2 separate regions of the Mus musculus genome follow, and region 1 is linked to region 2. Evidence: chromatin contacts called from ENCODE Hi-C or POLR2A ChIA-PET data. All regions are on one chromosome and are shown on one strand. Each heading gives the region's core, a stretch centred on a gene start or an enhancer-like site at or near the end of the contact. The rest is flanking DNA. Distances are from core to core; before and after follow the strand shown.

The links. A loop is a pair of places that touch in the nucleus more often than their neighbours do. ChIA-PET counts read pairs that join two places held with the same protein, here RNA polymerase II (POLR2A).
Region 1: a loop to region 2 is called in a map of left cerebral cortex, with 7 times the contacts of the local background. The contact joins the enhancer-like site here to the promoter of Fam53b in region 2. A Hi-C loop is called at or near these places in 18 of 37 maps with a recorded cell type or tissue (CH12.LX, T-helper 1 cell, T-helper 17 cell and 7 more). POLR2A ChIA-PET finds 5 or more read pairs at or near these places in 4 of 5 experiments (Patski and embryonic stem cell).

What each region holds. Positions count from the first base shown.
Region 1 is chr7:132,764,529-132,768,041 of GRCm38, reverse strand. The region is part of intron 3 of Fam53b (family with sequence similarity 53, member B); the gene reads left to right. Among named protein-coding and RNA genes, the nearest start is that of Fam53b, 48 kb to the left of the region's middle. Within about 2 kb of position 1,406, at least 1 of the 3 ENCODE cell types and tissues checked has a DNase peak (open chromatin) inside an H3K27ac peak, as active enhancers do; it is heart, where a contact is called at or near this core.
Region 2 is chr7:132,812,331-132,815,815 of GRCm38, reverse strand. It overlaps Fam53b (family with sequence similarity 53, member B), which reads left to right and starts at 1,968. Exons shown (of 5, transcript NM_001381858.1): 1 at 1,968-2,235.

The DNA.
Region 1 (3,513 bases), core at 157-2,656, 47 kb after region 2:
TCATGCTTGCTTGTGGTTACATGTGCTGCTGCCACCATCTTCTTCCTCCTCTTCCTCCTCCTCCTCTTCCTCTTTCTTTCTTTCTTTTTCTTTCTTTCTGATAAAACAGGGCAACTGGGGTGAATACAGGCCCACTCATTACCTTTGGCTAATTGCAGCCGTTAAATGAGCCCTATTTCATCAGGATTGTAGACACCACACATTCCGTCTTTCTCACCACTCAGGCCAGGAGATTAGAAATCACATAAAATGTGAGAAAGTGAGAGCAACACCAGTTATTCCCAAAAGGCCACTAGGAAGAATCGTGTAAATACACGCCAGTGGACAGGGAACAAAACAATTCATATGCTTTAAAAAGAAAAAAAAAGGGATGAAAACCCATAATTACTTCAGGAGTTATGGTAATAAATTATTTATTAATGTAAATTATTTCACAGACAAGGAACATAGAGGAAACTTGAGCAGAAGGATCATACATTATGTATAAAAAGGAATTGTAAAAACATTAGAGCGGCTGACTTGTGCGCTCGGCTTCAGGTTTGTCAGCATTTTAATTATAAGCCCCACTTTCAGTGTTTAATTACTCGGCTGTTAACGTCTACTCTGTACATAAAAGGGTTGTTCCCCGGGGCACTCTCTGAATGGAGTTCCTCAGGAAAACAGTTGGCTGTGTTGAGCTGCACAGGGCTAAGAGATTTCACGTTGAGATTCAGCAGGCTTTGGGTTCTTAACTCAACCTCAGTTGATCACTGAAAATGGCCTGTGCTTGTACCTGTGTGGAGAAGCTGGCATTCGGGGCTAGACAGTTTCCATTGTGGTCAGATGACCAAAACAACATTAAAACCACCACCAGCAATCCCGGCATTACACAGCCGGGGGTTTATGTGTGATTGTGATCCCTGAGCCAGGACCTCCTAGAAGAAATTGCTTATGGACTAATACAGGCTAGTATGTGATTTGTTTCCAGTGAAAAATACATCCACATACAAGTACATGTGTCTGCTTAAAAAAAAAAAAAAACTCTTTACAGTTTGAATTGATCCTTGTTGTGGTTACATATGTATGCGATTTTTGAAATCCACACAGGATGCTTTTCAGTTCATGTCCCTTTTATTGGTTCCAGACAGTGTGTGTGGAGTGAAGTACAGAATGGAAGGAGTGGAGTTGGCCCAGGACAGCTGTCTGTGAGCCTCCTGGGCTGCCCTCTCACAAAGGTGAGGGAGCGGGAGCGGGCTGCCATGGTGCTGTAGGCCAGGAGATGGCTACTGCACTATCTTTGGGTGTCGGCCTCTCAGTGGAGAAGGATAGGCAGTGAGCAAGTCGGGAACATCCTGTCCTAGTCGCAAGAGTATGGCTGTAGGGCCGCAGAGCATGCTCATGTCTGCTGTTTGCCAACTGGGTGTGCCCCGAGGACACATGGCACTGCTCTGAAGCCCAGTTTCACCAGTGGGCAGGGATGCTGTGACGGCCCAGGATGTAAACAGTTGCTTAGAGAGCATGCTCATGTTCTCTCAGCTTCAACAGGGCCCCCAGTGTGGAGGTAACACATCTATTGACAGCTTTCTAAAGGGCTGTCCTCGCTTTCAGTCCCCTTATCTAATACAAACGCAGCTAACCTTGGTGTGTGTGTGTGTGTAGTTTAGAGATCTGTCTGTCTCATGTGCTCTCCATGTGCCCCAAACATGAGGGGATCAAAAAATAGCCAAACTGGCCTTTCCAGCCCTTTGGAACTTTGCTGCTATGGAGAATACTAGTTTCCCTGACATTTGTACGTACTCCTGGGATCTTGGGGGTAGAGCTGAAGGCTCTTGTCAAGGTTGACACAGCACCTTGTACAAATGAAGAAACAGAGGCCTGTGCCTTCAATGTTCAGGGCAGTGCAGTTTTAAAATCTTAGTGGTCCCACCAGCCCCTGCCCTCTTTTTTTTTTTTTTTTTCAAGACTATAGGCTTGCCAAAAGCAGTGAAAGCTGCAAGCTGCTATTTGCAGTCCCCGCCCTACTAATGAGGCAAAGGCCCTGGTAGCCATTACACCCTTATCTTTGTCCCTTCTTTTAGAGCCTAGCAGGTCAGCCTTCCTGTTTTTGCAGATCAGACTGAGTGGAGTATCTACCGTCAGCCCTCCTAACCCTCTTGTCTGTGTGAAATGAACTTGGTGTTTTGTATGACTGTCCTTAAGACATGGCAGGGCCAAAGGCTAAAGTGGAGAAGCCTAGGAGCCTGTTTTCCTGACTCAGCTTCTAGTAAGTTTCCATTCTGGTGACAGCTTCTATCTACACTTCATTAAAAGCAGATGAGAGAGCCAAATGTGATGACTGTAATCCCATCATCTGAGAGGCTCAGAGAGGAGGATTACAGCAAGTTCAAATCCAGGCTGGGTTTCATAGTGAGTTTCAAGTCAGCCTGAGCGCTCTGGTTTTTTTTTTTTTTTTTTAAATCAAATAACCAACTAACCAGGTAAGACCTTGGGGGAAGGCTCAAGTTATTGCCTAGCTTGCCCATTGATGTTCTTGTCAACAGATCAGTTTAGCAAAGCTGCCTTTAGTCTCACACTTAAAGGGCTGGTGAGCTTCTGCCCAAAACAGACGGTCTTTGCAGCCCTGGGGCCAAGTTAGCACACCACAGCCTTGGGGTGGGGGAGCCAATACATAACTGCACCTCACTGTCAGCACAAGTAGACAGGTACGAAATCCAGGAGTGAGTCAGCCACAGGGCTGGCTGGTGGCTTTGCTTCCTGGGGTTTTGAAGGCTGCAAGAATCAGATCTCTTGAGTCTGTATGTAACTACTTATCTAGAGACCTCATTGTGTTATGACTGTATACCACTTTAAAAGAATATCAAAAACACAGCACTGAGATCTCCAGGGCTGTAAAACTCCTCTATCTTTTGAACATAAGAAGTCTTATAGTCCCTCAAGAATCTGGGCCCCTGGGAATTTCCCAGTCTAAGTGCAGAAATGGAAACAAGAACATTTGAGGTCAAATTCTATTTGTGTTCCTCCAAGTGCTTTTCGTTCTTAAAACTCAAAATCTGCATACCCAGCAGCCTCTCCTCTCTGTGGTCAGGGCAGCAGGACTGGCTCCTATAAAATGTTAATCTGCTGTACGTGTCTCTTTCTCTCAAAGAGTAGATGGTCAGAAACTTAAGGCTCAGTCCTTGAGCCTCAGCTTTGGAAGGGATTTTGATCATGTGGTTCACTTGTGGGAGAGCTGGGCCCATGGTATATTTATGCCTGTGTGGTTCATCCTCCTATCCATAGGTAAAGTGATGTGCTGACCCCCCCCACACACACACACACATATTTGTTCACACATTCTCACTGTTGTATAAAGTTCACACTTGTGAACTGGGTGCACTGGGAACATTGAGGAGCATTTTATGACACAATAGGAATGGCATAATGTAGGCCATGTGCCATTGAGATGGAAGCTCGGGGAGTCCCCACCTGGCCTGTGAAACATAGATTTTTAAGGACCTGAAAAGCAAAGAGATTGTTTTCTGTAAGTTCCCTGTC
Region 2 (3,485 bases), core at 719-3,218:
TTGGCCTGTGAATTTGCGTTTAGGTGTCTGGCTGTACTCTACGTCTGGTTCTGATTTGGTTGACCATTTAGACACGAATAAAGACTAGACAGAGCTTCCTCTTCCCAGCTGCTGCTTACCTAATCTTACATGCAGTTGACTGGGTTTGTGTCTGTCCTGAAGTAAACAGAACTTTAATACAGCAACCTAATGGACAGGACTTTTTATAATAAAGAGCCATCACATTTAGCATTAAGAAACCAAGATGTGATGACGTGTATGGAAGACTGGCAAAAGCCTTAATGTGTGTGTGTCTTTTTAGTCTTGAAGATTCAGACTTAGACAACTCCGTTGGTTACCCAGCTCCTTAAGGAGGGATTTTAGTCCTAGGCAAGGTCAAGAAAGGCTAAGAACCAGAAAAACAGGCTGTTTAGGGTTGGAACTGAGGTGTTGGCGCAGAGGAGCTCCCGTGACCCCCATCCGTGGAATTTCATGAGACTAACATGGTTCTGAAAGCAACAAGAGTAATGGCTGCGATAATTGTTTCCAGGCTTAGGACCCCTGGCATCTTGATTTTTTTAAGTTGACCTGATGAACTAGTAATTGCAGGGATAAATGGAATGTTTGCCAGCAGGAGTCACTCTAGGCCTCCCAATAAAAAAAGCTAAGTGCATTAAATTCTATTCTTACAGAGCTTGGAGGCTAAGGTGGTAGTGCTGTGATCAGGTGGCTTTTGGGAAGTGACCGTAAGTGTATTATAGTAGCCTCTGCTTTGCCCATGTGCCTGCCTTCTTTTGACAGAACATGTGGTTCTTATTCCTTTAAAAAAAAAAAAAACATAGCCCTTAACATGTTTCTTAAAAGGAAGTAATGTATTATGGATATTAGCATCTTTGTAGTCTGTGTATTAGCACACTTGGCCTTCTTAGAGTGATTTGATTATGTTCGAATCATCTCTCTGAGGTGAACACACATCCTTCCTTCTGATGAGCATCTTCATCTTATGGCAGAGTCTCTGAAATGAGCTGTAGTTAGTGTGAAATATGTTAGCTTATGCCTTTCTGAAAAGAATAGGTCCAGTGTGGTCACAAACTGAAATATTTCAGCAATAGCCATGAAATCTAATAGTTTCCCAAGTGCACACAAACTCAAAAAGTTAATTGTTCATTTATGTTTGATACTAGGATTGCAACATTGGATTAAAACCAATTAAATGTTCCTCGAAGCAACAGAAAAAGTTTCCTGATTTATGAATAGAACCATTCAAACGGTGCAGACACAATCCATGTAAAGTAATGAGGTGTTTTGTTTTTTTGGCAAAGGGGAACGCAAAACAGGCATAGAGTCTTAAAAAAAACTCTTAAAAATCTTTTTGGATAAGGTTAATAACACACATCAGCAGGAAGGAGTGATGGGAAATCTAGGACTTCATTTCACAAGGAACGTTATCCCCTCCCCCCCCAGGTGAGCTGCACAATGAAAATACTCTGCTTATTCTATCAGGGTTACATTCCTGCACTTGAGTCAACATCCTAAGTTACAGAACTAAACATGCCCTGCCTCTGCTTAGCAACCGCAAATCCTTCCTTCCCCAGTTGCATGTATTTTGGATGTGGCATCTGAAGTACAAATTCCTCAAATTCGATTGCACCCAGAGTCAGGAACAGTGCTTTATTATCCTAAAGTGTGACCGCACCAGAGTCCGTGCCACCTCCCTTTGCGGTCTTGTTCGCCACAGATTCTTTTAAACTGCTAAGCCAAACCCGGAAGCTGGCCATCTGAAGCCCACGAGGCCTGAGTTTCAATCCTGACTTGTGCGGTGCTACTTCCCTGAGCCCCGGCATCCAGGCGTGAGAGGTGCGTGGTGCGGGTTCACTGGACACCCGGCCACACTGACGGAGGCGCGCCGTGGACCCCCCCCCCTCTCCCCGCCCACCGGCGGCTGCGCGCACTGCACCTCGTAGCGGCACGCCGGGCGCCCCGGCCGCGACGCCGCCCGCACAGCGCCACCGAGTTCACGCAGCCGCGGTCGAGCTGCCCGGCGGCAGCAGTGGGCATTGGCGGCCTGGCCGAGGTCGGTTAAAGGGACGAGTTGCAAACAGTTCAGGAAGTGACAAGTCGATTTCCTCCTCCCCGGGAGTCGCTCGGTACAAAGCGCTCGGCGCCGGCCGGAGAGCGTGCGCACGGCGGACGCGGGCGTGCAGCCCGGACGACTTGGCGAGCGCTTGCAGTGACGGCCCGCGTCCGGCGCGCACAGTAAGCGACCCGGCCGGGCAACCGCGCCAGGGGGCTGGTCCGGAGTGGGGTCGGTGCGAGCTCCCCGGCGGCGGCGGCGGCGGGGGAAGTTGGGCTCGCGTGCGCTGCGCTCGCTCTTTCCTTCCTTAATGCTGCTGGCTTTCTTTCTCCCTGTCTCCTTGTTATACGGCGGATCCGGTGGTTTCTACCGGCGCCGACTCTTGCTCGCCCTGGTGCAGGCGTGAGACTTGTCAGCGCGCTGGCGGGGGACGAGCAAACCTAGCGCTGCCGAAAAGTCTGCGCTCCGCCGACCCAGCGGACGGCCGCGGAGACGGCTGCGTCCCGAGCAGCCTCCTCCTTTGAGGCTCAACTTGAGCCCTGGCTTGTGGCAGCAGCGAAGGCGCTGAGCCCCGAAGTTCCGCATCGTTTGCAGACAACTCTTTTGTTCACGGAAGTTTACACCCGCCACCCCTGGGATGCGGGCGCGCAGGGACGACTCCAAGGCTACACGACTGACCCGCGCGGTGTCGATGGGGGTGAGAGGGCGCTCTGCCTAGGGAGGGGGAAGCAGGCGGCGTGGCCGAGGCCAGGGCTTGAGGAGTGGGGGGTCGCCTGTGCCGGCGTGGTTTTTGCACATGGCGAAGAGGGCCGTCCGTCACAGGATACTAGCCTAGTCACATTTTTTTTTTTTTCTTTCTGCCAATCCTTGGTTTGCTAGCCGGTGGGAGTCAGGTTGCCAGCTAGGGGTTTCACTTGGTGGAACCGGGACCAAAGAGACTTGGAAACCCAGAATCCGAAGAGGGTGATTTGAGTTGACCCAAGTGTTTTCTCGACCCCCCCTCCCGCCCCCACATACACAAGCTCCTCTTCTACCCTCAGACTAGGGGAACAGTGCTTGCGGGTGAGTGGGACAAGGGCCTGGAATTGCGTGGGCAGGCTTGTTCTGGACCCTCGCCTTTGGACGCCCCCTGATGCTCCTGACCGCCGGGTTCGTTAACACGTACTGTACTTAGTACCATGGCGAACAAAGAAAAGCTCTTTGCAGCATTTGGTGAATGGGATTCTGCCTCCTATAGGCCACACTCTTGAGTTTTCCATACGGTAAAATTGGGACTCTGGTGTTGGGAAAGTGGCCCCCGTCGTGGGTTGCATTCAGGTCCTGGCCCCATTTGTGCTGCCGCTGCCGCCTCTGCCGCCTCGGTACTTGTCTCGCAGGAGTTGGTACAGATGGAGCTAGGCTGGTGGTGGTTCAACAGGAACAAATGTTTGTT